Linked DNA regions of Mus musculus: region 2 is linked to region 1. A link is a loop called in an ENCODE intact Hi-C map of the cell type or tissue named here. Cell type or tissue: left cerebral cortex. All regions are shown on one strand. Each heading gives the region's core, and the rest is flanking DNA. Links, peaks and the distances in the headings are about the cores only.

Region 1 (7,646 bases), core at 2,472-6,471:
ACGCCTCTTGGTAAATCTCGCCAGAGATCCCCCTGTGTCTCCTCCTATTGGTTGGCTCTTCTGGAGAGCCCTAAGATTTTTCCTTCTCTTCAGAATTTTCCATCCGGGGCTGGAAGAAGGATAGAGGTCAGAAAAATCCAAGTGGTGCAACGGAGACCCAGAAGCACAAGGTCAGAGGCCAGCTGCCCAGTGGACTCATGTACCCTTAGATTGCTAGTACTCAGAGCGGCCCTATATCAACCTCCGCCAAGATCCAGGCAGCTGGCCAAGAGGCAAGGGCAACCTAGGACAGGGCAAAGGGGCAGGCAGCACCTGCCTAAAGGCAGGGCCTACTTGGTCATCTAGATGGTCAAATTATAGGGCTCAGAATAAGGAGGTGCCGTGAAGCCTATCCCTGAACATATGATGCCCAATACCAAAGAACTACAGAGCTGGGATGTAATTTATTATCCCTGTAGCTTTGATAAAGAGCTCACTGAAAGGCCGAAAGCTACCGCAGCGTGGGAGGGAGGATGCCAGAGGGTGGTTGGTCTGAGGACCAGAGCTGAGCAGATTGAGGATTAAACAGAAGTCTTGAAGCTCATATGGGGAAGGGAGATGGAGCCATGATCTATAGATACAAGATGCCCCCCAACTTCTGCTGAGCATACTGGGAGCCAGACAGTAAATGCTAACTTGACTGGGTTTCAAGTGAAGCTTCCTGTCACCGTGGATGCTTGCTTGTACAAGGCCCTAGGTTCAGCTTCCAACACCTTCCCCAGGGAAACATAGCGAGAGCAAAACTGAATTTCCCCTCAAGCGTTAGCCCAAAGCCACCATAGGCAGCCTGCTGTGGACGAGACTGTCACTCTCGAAACTGAGCCAGGTCTGAGTCAGCACAGTTAGTTTACCTTGAACCTTCTCCAAGGTAAAGATGGAACATTTCATGGGTTTCGTACACGGTAATGAAATGCCACGTCTGTGTCCATCCCCAGAAACACTCTTTTTAAAGAGTATTTTCTTTTTAAAACGGCATTTCTCTCCCTCTCTTCTTCCTTTGTTCCCTCCCCTCTCTCCCTCCAACCTTCCCGCCCTTCTCCATAGCTGAGGATGACCCCGTAGCTGAGGCGCTCTGATCCCCAGCTTCTGTCTCCTGAGAGCTGGGACGTCACGTGTTCACCACCACACCTGGCTTATTCAATGCTTGGAGTGGAACATAGGGCTCCGTGCATGCTAGGTGAGCGATCTACCGAGCCCCGTCTCAGTCTTAAAATAGCATGTTCAGTGATTTCTCCAGAATATTGTTGGTTAGCCAGAGCGAGAGGTTTCAGAACCTAGGGATGGGCTCACCCATCTGATAGAGCAGACCATGAGGCTGGCGAGTCCCCAGCCAGTCTGTGCTCTTGTACCACAATAGGTACAGCCTTGGCTTCTTCAGATGGGGTAGCTATGCTCGGCTTCTAATGTCAAACTCCTTGTTACTACGTTCGCGTTTGTCTGTAGGTTACAAGCTCCCAGTCAGGCAGACAGGCCCCTGTCTTGTGAACCTCAGAGTATTTTGTTCTATAACGCTGCAACATGAATCTCTCTCCTAACTCAAGCTTCATAACACCCCTCTCTGGGCGTTTCTGCTCCCCTGACACCCTATTTCTCAGACATCTAAGGATTCTGGGAGTGAGCTAGTCCACCTAGCAGAATCTATTTCTGATCACACAGGGGCTGCCGGAGCTGGTGAAATGTTGCTCAGACACGATTGAAATACAAGTCTCACTCCCTGCCTTGTCAGATGTACAAGTCAATCGTTCCCTCTTGCTCGACTACGCATTGATGGCATTTTCTATCGACCAGAGCTCAGTCCAGCCCGGAGCCTTTAGTACTATACATGACTTTGGCCTTTCTGTATTGGCTGCTGGAGGAGGAGGTGCTCTGGGCCCTGCAGATACAAGGGTCAGGTTATTCACAGCTCTCTTACCTCAGCACTGGCTGTATTGAGAAGTTTTGTTTGCTTTGTTTCCAACCAGATCACCTTAGCTGTTGCCAGAAGGTGTGGATTCCTTCTCATTTTTATGATTGCTGTAGCTTGGTGTGGTCTCATAAACGATAAACTAATGCCACTCTGTAGGTAGTTCTAATTTTACACGTTTGTCAAGCTCTGAGTCATCGGTTCTGTGATTCTGAGCTCCCTTCTTTAAAACAAAACAAAACCCTTGGCTCTTTTGGGAGCCGAGGATGTAGCTCAGTGGTTAGAGCTCCTAGCATGCATGACAACTTGGGTTTGAATCCCGGCACTTGGCAGTCAGAAGCAGAACTTCAAGGTCACTGCCCCCCCCCCCCCACATATATATGGAGTCCTGCATTAGCACTTGAGACTCTGTCTAAAAAAAAAAAAGCAAAATTCTGTTTTCTTCCCGGGGGACAGAGTTTGGGTTGAATTCCCTTCCTTAGAGAGAGGCAGGAGGGAGGGTGGACTGACATTTGCTCCCTTTTGTGTGGGATTGTGGGTGACATGAGGGCACCCTCCCTGCTTTCTCGGTGACCAAACCTGTTTTCCAGGACAGAGCAGCCAGCTTTGGCACACTAGCCGTTTCCAGGGCAGCACAAGAGAAGCTGAGTTAGCTTAGGATGGAAATTCCATTGCTTGTATGGAATTCAGACATTACTGGGTGGGAAATCAGCTAGCTTCAGAAATGAGCACACAAATAGTCATTAGAAAGTGGATAAGGGAATGGGGCCGACATAGGGAGTCTAAGTAACATACACGAGGGCTAGAAGAGGTGACTCAGGGGTTAAGAGGGTGTACTGCCCTTGGAGGGGACCCCAGTTTAATTCCCAGCACCCATGGTCAGCAAGGAGATTACAACTGCCTGTAACTGTAGGTCCAGGAGAACTGATGCCCTCTTCTGGCCTCCTCTGGCACGGCACTCACCTGCATATCTGCACCTACCCAGCATAGCATAATTACAAATAAAATTAAAAACCTAATAGAGATGATCTAGCAATTCTACCCTAGACAATTACCCATGAGAAACAAAACCTATAATCCATACAAAATGTGGATATGGCCGCTCACAGAAACAGAAACGAGTCAAATGTCTGTGGATTAGTGAAGGGGAAATGTGCTCTGTCCTTACAATAGAGCGTTATTAAGCCATCCACAGAGAATGAAGTACCTGATAGGTGTTATAATATGAATGAGGCTTGAAAACATCACGAAAGTCTATTTAAAGGAAATGTCTCAAATCAGCAAGCCCACAGAGACAGGAAACAGATTAGTAGTTGTTTAGGATGGTTTTAAGGGTGATGTGTGTGTGTGTGTGTGTGTGCGCGTGCACGCGTGCACATGGAGATCAGAAGACAACTGTGGGATTTAGTTCTCTCCACTCTGTGGGTCCTGGGGATGGAACTCAGGGGTGAGTTTTTTTTTTTTTTTCCTGAGTGTTTTATCTCAGTATCAGAAAGGGACAAGAAGGCTTGGGCAGCAACGAGTTGAATCTTCCTCTCACTTCTCTTCCTTCTCCTGCTCCTACTCCCTTCCCCTCCCCTCCTTTTCTTGCATGACACCAGGGATCAATTCAAGGCTTTGTATCTGGAGGCAAGGGTTCCACCACTGCACTAAGCTTCCATCCCGGAAACTGGGTTTGAAGGAGTCCTGTGCGCTGGTGCGCTCCGCTCCTGAACCTCGGGGTAATCACTGTGGGAAAGAGAGAAACACAGCCAAGAGCCAGGGATAAGAAACCACATGACGCCCTCCTCACAACTCTGTTTCCTGTTACTGAAAGAAAAGCATCTCTGTGTGGAATAGTTAGGAAGAAGAAAAGAGCAAGCTGGGGGTGGTGCTGTTGTAATCTCAGTTCCAGGAGGCAGAGGAAGAGGGGTGAGAACTCAAGGGCTACACAGAGAGGCTTTGTTTCAAGAAACAGAATCAGCCGGGCAGTGGTGGCGCACGCCTTTAATCCCAGCACTTGGGAGGCAGAGGCAGGCAGATTTCTGAGTTCAAGGCCAGCCTGGTCTACAGAGTGAGTTCCAGGACAGCCAAGGCTACACAGAAAAAACCTGTCTCGAAAAATCAACAGAAGCAGTTAATTTCCCTGTCATTGCTTTTATTTTAATGTGGAATGTCTCTCCCTCTCTGCCCCGCCCCCCCATACACATGCCCATCTCCTACCTTGAATGTGCCAAAGTGCCGAAATGTCGATGCTTCTCTTAATTGAATTCAATTAGATTGTCCATCCTCATTTCTGCTGGCAGAAGGAAACCATTCCTTAGGACAAAAGCTCACTGGAATTTGGGGGTTTTCCTGTTCCCCCTTTCTTTCCTTCTCTTCTGTTTCTTCTCAGACTAGCCCAGGTCATGCATTGCTGGCTTAGAGAAGGGCTGACCTTTGCAAACTGTGGATGCTGCTGGGTATACACTTGCAATCCCAGCACTCAGGGGGCAGAGGCAGGTGGGTCTCTCTGAGTTTAAGGCCAGCCTGGTCTAGACAGCTAACACACATCCTTTCCTGGGCTCACTTAGCACTTCTATCCCTCTGCCACCCAGAGGTACTGCAGTGTAATGGAATCTGTGGCTCTGGTCCCTTTGGAATGGGAAGACATCCAAGCTTGCTCATTCACGGTTGGAGCTGGAGTGCTGTGCCTGGAACCAGGAAGATGCTAAGGAGCAGATGAAAAGTTAAAGGAGATGGTGACTCTCAACACACACAAGGTTCCTGAATAAGAACAACACAAAGGGATGTGTGGGCTGTTATGGGGTGGCAAGTCACAAGTCCACAGTTAAATGACTGTCCCTTTAGGAGACCTTGAACTCTCAGGTATTTGCCTGCCCCTGCCTCCCCAGTGTGGCTTAGACTTGATTATTGACAATCTCTCTATTTTTCTGAGAAAAGACTATGGAGCCTCTGTCTCGTCGGAGCATATTTCAGGAAACATACCAGGCCAGGCTTTGTGTGTGGAGTTACTAAGCCTTTATTCCAAAGATGTATTTATTTATTTTAAGTATGAATACAAGTGCTCACAGAACCCAGAGGTGTTGGCTCCCATGGAGTTATAGGCCCTTATGGGGCATCCTTTGCGGGCGCTGCTAGCAAGCTGGGGTTTCTGGAGGTGCAGTTCATGTTCTGACCCACTGACATCCAAACTCTATACAGGTGCCTTTGGGTATTTTCCCAGTGAAGTGGGTATGTTTAAATTGGTTGTCAACCTTTTGGCTATTGGTTAGAAGCAGCAAAAAAGAAAAAAAAAATCAAGACTAATTGTTTTCAGTAATATCCTTTCTGTAAAAAACGCAGTGTGCTTTACTGGTGATTAACACAGTCCCTCTGAAAATGGAAGCCAGGGCCCCATGATGTTTGCCTTGGACCAGCCTCCCCTCTGGGACCCCCTGGTGGCCCGGTGGAGGGCTGGGTGCAGCTGGGGACTGTAGAGGCCATCAGTACCTACAATGCAGCTGTTCCTGGTTTTCCGGGATCATTTCCAGTTACAGAGAATTCCCCAGGAGATGACCAGTCAGAAATGCAGGGGGGAATTCCTCCACAGAATTTCTGGAACGAAAAGGATTCCATTTTCCTTAAAAAGGCTCCGCTGTTGAACCTCCTCCTGCCTCTGACTCACTTATAATTAATGGCATCAGCAGATCGGAACTTGATGGCTGTTCTGAAAACTGTTTGTGGGTTACATTTATTTTTGGATTTCTATGCAAACGACAAAGCAGAGTTTGGAAATGTTAAAAAAAAAAAAAGGTCATGATGTAATTTTTGTACTGTGATTTAACCTGAAGGCCGGGGCCTGAGAGGAAGTGGAAGGGAGCTGGTGTGAGGAGCTATTTCAAAAGCTGGGTGTCATGGCACTAGCGGGCATTTCCAGCCCCCCTGGGAGCTGCGGAAGGAGAGCCACTGTGAGGTTCAGGCCAGCATAAACTACATGAAATCCTGTCTCAGAACAATAAGTACAGCTCCCACACAATAACAATTACAACAACAACAAAATGAAATCCCAGCCCCCTCTTCCCCGGGGTCAGGAGAAACCTATTTCCAAGCTGAGCGTTTTCATGTGTACCTGTAACCACAGCCCCTGTGAATCCAAAGCAGGCATGAGGGTTGCTGGAAGGTAAGGCCAGCCCAGACCTCAGAATAAAGCCTTGTCCTGGTAACTGAAGAGAGATGACAGACAGATAGACAGATAGACAGACAGACAGACAGCAGTCAGATTTCCTAATTACCCCTCTCCTCAGTTACTGTGGGTTGTGACTGAGTGACCCCTTAACTAGTGGGTCAGGGATGCAGTTAGAAAGGTAGTCATGGTGTTTCTCTGACTATAGAACCGCTGTGTACACAGAGAAGGAATCTTATCCACAGGAAAGAATGAAAGACCGTGAAGAAGAGTGTAGTGGGAATCTTAATAAATCCCAGCTTGGGGTTCCTTCCTGCCTTTGACCATTTATGTCCCCGAATGAAAGATACACACAGCTATATGTGTGTGTATTAAGATTTACTTATTTACTTTATGTATATGAGTACACTTTAGCTGTACAGATGGTTGTGGGCCATCACGTGGTTGATGGGAATCGAACTCAGGACCTTTGCTCGCTCTGGCTCCGCTCGCTCCGGCCCAAAGATTTATTTATTATTATATGTAAGTACATTCTAGCTGTCTTCAGACACACCAGAAGAGGGCGTCAGATCCCATTACAGATGGCTGTGAGCCACCATGTGGTTGCTGCGATTTGAACTCGGGACCTTCAGAAGAGCAATCAGTGCTCTTAACCGCTGAGCCATCTCTCCGCCTTATATTTTTAAAATATGCCTTATGCAGCACAAGAGCTGGGCAACTGCCTACCCTCTATGCTGTTAGAATCTACCTCCTTCGGGTTGCTACTTACAAATTTCTGTGTTCCATCTTGGCTGCTCTTAACTCCAATTGGTCAGCCCACGGTCTCTTGGCCCAGAGCTCAGGCCTCTGCTTGCTTCTCTACTTCATGGCGGATATTATCTCTCTCTCCTGAACATTCTTCCGAGAGATGGCAGCTCTTGTCCCCCTCCTCCAGTTCCTCGTGGTCCCAAGCCTGGGAAACCTAAACTGCTGCCTATGTCTCTTCTCCCCAGCTATTGGCTGCTGGCATCTATCTTAACCAATCAGAATCAACTGGGGGAGGGTCCCTCAGTGCGGACTTTCTCGTGCTAACAGTTTTGGGGGACCCAATTAACATTAGACTACAAGCAACTTTAGGCCTAACCCAATACAGAGGAGTGTTCTGCTCTTCTCCGAGCCGGAAATAATCTCTCTGAAGTAACTGTTGATGTTAAAGAGCATTTACCTTTAGTGCTTGACAGAGACGGTAATTTTTGTGTGAAACATGTAATTTGGACACTTAGGAAACATGCTAAATGCTAAGTAGATGCTTTGCATCCAGGAGCACACCATCCAGAGCGGTGACTATTTTAGCAATCTCTTAAGTTTCACGATGCTGAGAAACTCAGCTGCACTGACAAGCTCTGGGGGCGGGAGTGAGTCACCGAGTTGTGTGACTCACACAGGCTGGGCGGCTGGCTTCCCAGGGGTTTGCTTTGCTGTTTCCACATTTTGGCGTGATGCTCTATGGCTGGGAGAGTCTGGCGCACCCCACATTTCACTCTCTTCCTGCTCATTGGCTAGATGAGTCACCCAAATAAT
Region 2 (7,646 bases), core at 2,011-6,010, 220 kb after region 1:
CCTTTATCTGCCCGGGTGTTTACTTGCCTCTATTTCTTCCATGTGTGTTTTCTTCCTCTTCCTCTTTCTCTTCCTCCTCCTCTTCTTCCTCCTCTTCCTCCTACTTCTCCTCTGTCTTCTTTTTTCTTGATGCTGAGGACTGAACCCAGGGTCTGTGCATGCTAAGCACACACGCTACCTCTGAGCTGCCCTATCCAGTCTGCTTCTTAAGCAAGACTTTCCGTGGCTCTTCTACTGACCCTACAGGAACACAATAGGCACCTCATAAAATTTTGCTCACGTTAAATTTCAGGTTGGATTCAGAGAAGGCGCCATTTGAATGAATGCTGTTTTACTGGGCCATGTGTATGCTGAGGTGTTTCAGAGGGTTATGGCCTTATGTCAGGCAGCAGATTAGAGCTGAACTCACCCTGCTGATAACCCGCCATTCCCTGTGTAAATCAAGAGCAGATGTGCAAGCTGCAGGCAGAGAGTGCAGACTGACACAGTTCTACAAGCTGACCTGATAAGTAAGAATATTCATAGGCTGATGAAAATGTTTAAAAAGGAATATTTGTACACTGGAAAAAATCGCACATTGGAAAAATGCCCACAACTGCTCCGGGAAAGCCAAACCCATAGTCATTCTACTCTTGAGGAAGCCAAATCTATTTTGGGGTATTTTGAAAATCAGATTTATTGCCGTGATTATTTGAAATACTCTTCTAGAGAGAGAACAAAGGATGTATTTTGTCTTTCATCCCAATAACTCGGGTGATATGTGGCCCTTGATTTTGATCAGTTGAGGTAGTGCCCTGTGATAATAAATGAGGAGGCAGAGACGATAAACTGCCCGGTCCACCCACTCACCTCCAGCCTTTAAACACAGATTGACTCTGGACATGAAAGGACTGTTAAGCAGTTAACCTGCACAAACGGCCGCCAGGCAGCTGAGGATGAACTGTCCTTTGATGGCAGCATCTCAGTGGCTCCTTGATTATATCCCCAAGGATTCGCATATCTTAGCCACCAGAACGGCCATGTGGCAATTCTCCACTGTGTGGAGAAGAAGAGGATCACAAACCGGCAGATTAAATGACTTGGGAGGGAGAGAGAGGGGGAGGGTGGTGGGGTGGGGTCCGTGGGTCTCAGAACGAGCCAAATGTGAGGAGGAATCCTGAACAAGAAAGGGAGTAAATCACAAGGTGCCCTGATGTTTCTGGGTCCTGCTCTCTTCTCCCCACTTGTAAGAATTGAATGCTGCTCCCAAAACTGAATCCTCGTAATGGAAGGATTCTGGGATAAAGGGTTCATTTTCTACTTCCCGAATGGGGAAGTCATCACTAGAAAGACTACTGGTGTTTGTTTGTGGTACTAACTTGTATCGCTGAGTGGTAAAGTTTAAAGGTATAAAATCTATTATGTCTATGTTTATAGGGGTCTATAATGGTTTTATTTTCTATTTAAAAAATATCGATCCAGGTGTCATAGCTATCCATATCTCAGCATTTAGGAAGGGAAGGCAGGAAGAATAGTGAAGTCAAGACCAGCCTAAGTTACATAGTGAGTTGAAAGCCAGCCTGGGCTACAGAGTGAGACCCTGTCTTACCACCACCACCACCACCCACCTGACCCAAACCCTAAAATAAAAGGATACTGGGGGAAAAAGGAAATAGTTCAATGTCACTAGGATATAATCATAATATGACCAAGCACAAAATTGAGGCACAGGGCACAGGAAGTACCCGGGTAAAAGACGATGAAGCCTCAGCTACCTGGCTCTTCAATTCATGACAATTTGGTTCACGCCATTCGATTTCAGTTCCATTCAGCAGCCGTTCGCTGCAGTTATTTGCAAGGCACTGCAGTAGAACCTGCAGAGAATAAGAAGATACAATTTGGTCCTGGTGGTGGTTGTAGCAGTAAAGATCGTGAGACCAAGTTAAGACCAGTAGACAAACTTAGTACTCATAACAGAGGCAATATTCACCTCACAGAGCTTTAGTTAAAAAGCACCCACAAGGGTCATGATCCTCATGTGTGACGATTATTTCCAGGGTACAGGACAAAATTACAGAAGCAGCTGAGGGCAGTCATTGGCGGTGCTGACTGTGAACCCAATAAAGGTTATATAAAGACAGGTGTATATGTGTGGCCCAGAATAAGAGCATGGCTGTTACCCTGAGCCCCCCTTCTCATGGTGGACTCTGCATGGTCCTAGAGGGGCTCATAGCTGCTTTTGCTCCAACTGACCTCTCCTGTTCATCTCCTACTGCCAGTAATTGTCAGCTTTGTGAAAACTGCTAAATCCTCTTGATTTTAAATTCTTTTATCTCTGCAATAGAAATAATATTCTTACTAGTATACTAATTTCAGGGATGTATGGATTAAGAGAGATAATACATGTAATATCCTTAGGACAACATCTGGCGAGATCATTTTTTTAATTCACATTTTCCCTTTCCTCACAAAGTAGGCAGGTCCATCCATTCGCCTGTTGCTTTAGTTTTATTTTTATGTTTGTTTATGTGAGTGTACGCATATCTACGTGTGAGCAAGCCTACATGTGTGGCAGTGCCTGCAGAGGGTAGACAGGGGTGTGGGAGATGGAGTTACAGGCTATTGTAAGCTGTCTGACCTGGGTGCTGGGAACTAAACTTGTGAACTCAGCACCAAAGAAAGGAAAGAAGAAAATTAAGAATCTGCAACTAATCAGAGCAATGTGTATTTCCTAAAATGGCGGGAACTGAGTGTTCTGGGGGAGGATATGGAAACTGACATTGATATTCAGAGGGCAATTTCAATCCTACAAAGCTTGTTCTAAAATGGTCCTTCTTCACTGGTGGGTTATGACTGAAAAGTAGCCATGTTCTGCTTGTCAATGTCTGACTGATTAGCAGTGTGACTTAGCTCTGATTTCTTTCCATATTTGGATTTTCCTTTTTGCTAAAATCGAGTAACACCCTTATGACAAAGTATGGTGGGCGCTTTCTAACTACCCACTCTCTAGACTTTGAGGTTCAATTCACCATGTTTAGTTTCTTGTCTTGCACTAGACATTTCCAGTTTCTCTTTCTTTGTTTCTTTCTTTGTCTTATTCTTTGCCCCCTCTGTTTTTCTCTCTCTTTCTCTCTCCCTCCCTCCTTCTCTCTCTTTATTCCCTCCATCCCTCTATTCCATCCCTCTTTCTTTTTTCTTTTAGATACAGGGTTTTCTTTTTAGAGACAGGGTAGCTCTGGCTATACTGGAACTGGCTCTGTAGACCAGGCCAGCCTCAAACTCAGATGTGCCTGCCTCTGCCTCCAGAGTTCTGAGAGCAAAGGTCACTGTCACCCTGCTCAGCCTCTCTTCCTTGAGAGTTTCCCAGATACATGAACAGTCAACTTTCTATTCTTGTCTTCCATTTCTTTGCTCCATCAATGTTTATTTTTATGTCAAAGGAACACTGAAAAGGTTTTATTAAATACAAGTCTTTATTTCTAGCATTTAAATCATTATTATAATGACCAAATCCTTAATTATCATGGGACAATTTTTCTCACTCCCCTGATGTGTCAGAAAAATCACAAAATGTTCTGTCTGGGGATATCACAGTAAATAGGTATTTTTAGTCATTTCATACAATGATGATCTTAAGCATATCATATATGACTCAGTGAGAAGAGTTATTTAAGGATAATATTTCCTTACGTCAATTATGGACAAACTTTTCATTCTCTTTCTTCTTCGATCTTTTCGCCATTTCTCTAGTTCACGTACCCAGTTCACCTCATAAATGGGAAAAACGTGATTTTTCTAAGATTTCTTGTATTGCTTTATCCCAATATTTTCTCTCCACATTATTTATTGTAGACAACTATATCTCACATTTAACTTGAATCGCAAGCAGGAGAAACATTCAACCATGTCCCTTATTTACTTTTTAAGATTTATTTTTGTGTGTGTGTATGCATGTTCCTGTGTCTGTGGGGATGTAAGCCACACATGTATGAGTGCCCACAGAAGCCAGAAGAGGGCACCAGACCCCTGGGGTTGTAGTTATAGGTGGGTTTAAGCAGTCCGGTTTGGCTATCCTGAACCGATTGATTTCAGGTTCTCAGGAAGAGCAGCAAGCTCTTCAATTCAATTTCCTGCTCAATCTTTGGTGTAGAATGAATGCATATTTGTCACTTCCTTCTTCAACCCAGTTTGGAGAGTCTTTACAGTTTGCTAGGCACTGGGCCATGTGCTGGAAGGTCAGGTGTGAATACGAGAGTCCCATGAGTGAAAGTTCAGAGTTACAAAGCAAAGACCAGCTGCTTGCTTGCTTGCTTGCTTGCTTGCTTGCTTGCTTGCTTGCTTGCTTGCTTGCTTGCTTCCTTCCTTCCTTCCTTCCTTCCTTCCTTCCTTCCTTCCTTCCTTCCTTCCTTCCTTTCTTTCTTTCTTTCTTTCTTTCTTTCTTTCTTTCTTTCTTTCTTTCTTTCCCTTCCCTCTCCTCCCTCCCTCTTTCTTCCTTTTATTGGTTATTTTATTTATTTACATTTCAAATGTTATCCCCCTTCCTGGCATTCTCCTATACTGAGGCATCAAACCTTCATTGGACCGAGGACCTCCACTCCCATTGATGCCAGATAAGGCCATCCTCTGCTACATATGCAGCCGGAGCCATGGGTCCCTCCATGTGTACTCTTTGGTTGCTGGTTTTTCTACATCATGCACAGTTCATAGTTAGTCCAGGTACTTGATCTTCTGTTTCACAGAGGAGCTCCGTTAGATCTGTTTAAAATGTTTGTAGTTCTGTAAAGTATGATAACCAGAAGGAAAATTTAATTTCTTAGAAGTTTAGCTTGGACTAAAAGAGGATTATTTTATTCATCTAAACTTAAAAAAAAAGACTTATTTGAACTGCTCTCATTGTAAGAAGCTTTCCTTATTTGTTAGAGGAGCAGACTGAGCTGACCGACAGTTACGCAATCCAACCTGGAGAGGTGTATTAAGAGCCACACTTGGCCTCTGAGCAGAGGAGGGGAAGTTGGTGCGAATAGTTGCCGAACAGGCATTTTTAATACATGATAAAAATAACCTTTTCGATATTTAAATCATTTTGTTGCCAAGGGCATTTAATCAGGCCCATTGCCAAATGCTAATTAATGATACAAGTGGAGAATTTTATTTAAATTTGTTATACTAATATGTTGAAATATAAATAGAAACTGCCAGTTGAGAGGAGCTTGTCAAAGGGTGGAGTGTGGAAAGCGAAGGGGCCTGGCATCAAACTTTAAAACAATAGATCCATAGTGCTTCAGAAGCTAATTGAGGCAGAGACCTTGCAAGGAAAGTAATTTATTAATTTAAAGACAGTCTTTTAAAAGATGTTAAAGGACTCTAAGCCTTGGGAATGGTATGATTTAGGCTAACTTGGTTGTGAGCAAGGTCTTTTGGGGCCACTGTGCATCTTGAATTGGAATGTCTTTATACAACTCATTCACTTTTAACACTGGCCTTGGTTGGCTTTGGTTCTCAGGTTATTTTTGGTCATGATGTGAAGCTGTCCTGTCTTGTGCTTTAGGCTCTCCTGATTTTCAAAGGAAGTTCATTATGGAGACGTGGTGGCATCTATGCCTAACAATACTAATAACATGCTCAGCAGAGCAGTGATGTACTGCTCTATACAGTCCTGTCTGTATTTCCGAGCTCCATCTTCCACTGGCATTCCCAATGCTTCAGCTTCTTATGCTCCTGACATATTTCCATGCATTTTTGTGGATGGAAATGAATCAGACCTAGGTAGATAGACCACCTTAAGGCAAGGGGATAGAGAAGAGGATGGAGCATACACCTCTATATTCTTTTTGCATGTGAACAAAAAATGCAAAGGTTGCTTCTTTCCCCAGGCTGGACCTTTAGACCTCTAAACCAATGTCCAGCAGCTAGCCAGTTCACTTCATAAAATGAGTCATTCTGGGGAAGGAAATAAATCACTTTGGGTCAAGGAATTGTTTCTACTGATTTGTGTGATGGTATTAGACAGGATTCAATGAAAGAGGAAGAGATGCAGGAATTAGGGGCCTGTAGGTGGTTGAGCAAAGTTGTAAGATTCAGTTGTTTTTATCCTGGTTGCTCTGAGGTTTCCTGTCTCAATGCCTGTGTTTGTATGGGTTTCCCTTCCTGGTGTGAGCATCCCCCCTCAAGTCACAATTCCTTTGTATTCATCCATGTGTTCTTTCACTGGAGAAGTCTCAGAGCACTAATCATGTAGAACTGGAGGTTCACTTTGCTATAAGGAAGATAATGAATATATTTCTATATCAAACCCTGTAATACTGGGGAAAGTCATTTTGGAATTGCTTGTGTACCTGTGCTTTCCAAGTAGATTCCTCTTCTATAGTGAGTGGAGTGTGTGTGTGTGTGTGTGTGTGTGTGTGTGTGTGATATCTTTGAGTTTTTTTCCTTCCTTCTCTATAGCCTGGCTTAGGAAAGTTATGCAACAAATATTTATTGAGGAGAGAGTATGCACAAATATGGTGATGGTGTGTCAAGCTCAACAGCGAGTGTCATTGGAAGATGCTAGTGACAGTGTGTTATCCTCTCTGTGGAGCAGCCCTATCGACTGTGCAACGCTGCAGCTATAACACTAGAAAGGGTTCGTTATGCACATCCTTAAGTCAAACGTTAACTTTTAACCACACATCCAAGTGCCCCAGACATCTGGGTGTGTTTAAGAGAGCTTCGCTCAAGTCTGCATCACCAAATGACTGTGAAGTGCCTGACAAGGCTTTTCAGTGCTTCTCTTTGCTCACAGAAGATCTCAGTCAAGATCTGGATTCATGCCAGTGCTGGGTGATGCAAGTCCTTCCGAATCTTGAGGGAAATGCAGTTTAATTGTTCTTCTGGAGACTGGATACTCTACCTGGAACCCTAGGGATGAAGCAGACTTCATGGGCCTCTTCCCTTTACAAAGCAGGAGAGTGAGGTTCAGAGAGTTTAAAGGACTCACTCAATGTCTCCCTGATCTTGGCAGAGCCACGCAGGTTTCTGTACTCTTCCATCCATCCAACAGAATGCAATATAATTTATAGATGGCTGCACTATTTGACTATCAGCTATAGACCAACATCTACATTTCTCAGCTGTCTTTGCTTTGCTCTCCATATATCATCTTGAGCTATTTTGATCTTCCCATGTCGAGTCTCAAGGGCCTCTGTCAAGTAGGCTCTTCTACAGATGAGGAGACTGTTTGATGTATATGTTAACATAGTTTGCTCGAGGTTAGTGACAACTAAGCCTGCATAGAAATGGTAGCTACCACCATTTGAACTTACATTTTGACACTGTGTTCTGGAGAAGAAAACGCTCTTCCTGTTCTCTGCTTTTGCTTGGATGGTTTCCTTCTGGGATCAGTATAAACATTTACAATAAAAAGCACTGAATACTCACTCATCTGTGGACACTCAGAAAGGTTTGTTGATATTAAGAACTCAGAGTTCTTGGTCCTTACTACTCCAGCAGGGTCTCGAAGTTTCTCTGTATAGACTTTCCAGATGTTTGTGTGTGTGTGTGTGTGTGTGTGTGTGTGTGTGTGTGTGTGATTTTACTACTGAATTCTATCACTGGAAATTACACACTTTAGACTGTGTCCTTTACTCTGTATGGTAACGTCTGAACTCATATCCCTCCGATGCACTGAC

The links. A loop is a pair of places that touch in the nucleus more often than their neighbours do. Peaks named below come from ENCODE experiments on the same cell type or tissue, not always from the same donor. Only the 100,000 strongest peaks of a DNase experiment are listed, where the experiment ranks them.
Region 2: a loop joins it to region 1, with 2.6 times the contacts of the local background. A loop is called at or near these places in 2 of 42 quality-filtered maps.

The regions. Positions count from the first base shown.
Region 1 is chr3:51,195,384-51,203,029 of GRCm38, reverse strand. No RefSeq gene overlaps it. Among named protein-coding and RNA genes, the nearest start is that of Gm40044, 21 kb to the left of the region's middle. In left cerebral cortex, for the core only: CTCF peaks have their summits at 2,914 (motif pointing left), 4,526 and 5,366 (motif pointing left); DNase peaks (open chromatin) are centred at 3,755, 4,571 and 5,566; H3K27ac peaks cover 1,575 bases.
Region 2 is chr3:50,976,127-50,983,772 of GRCm38, reverse strand. No RefSeq gene overlaps it. Among named protein-coding and RNA genes, the nearest start is that of Gm35756, 63 kb to the left of the region's middle. In left cerebral cortex, for the core only: a CTCF peak has its summit at 3,991 (motif pointing right); no DNase peak of the experiment used is centred there.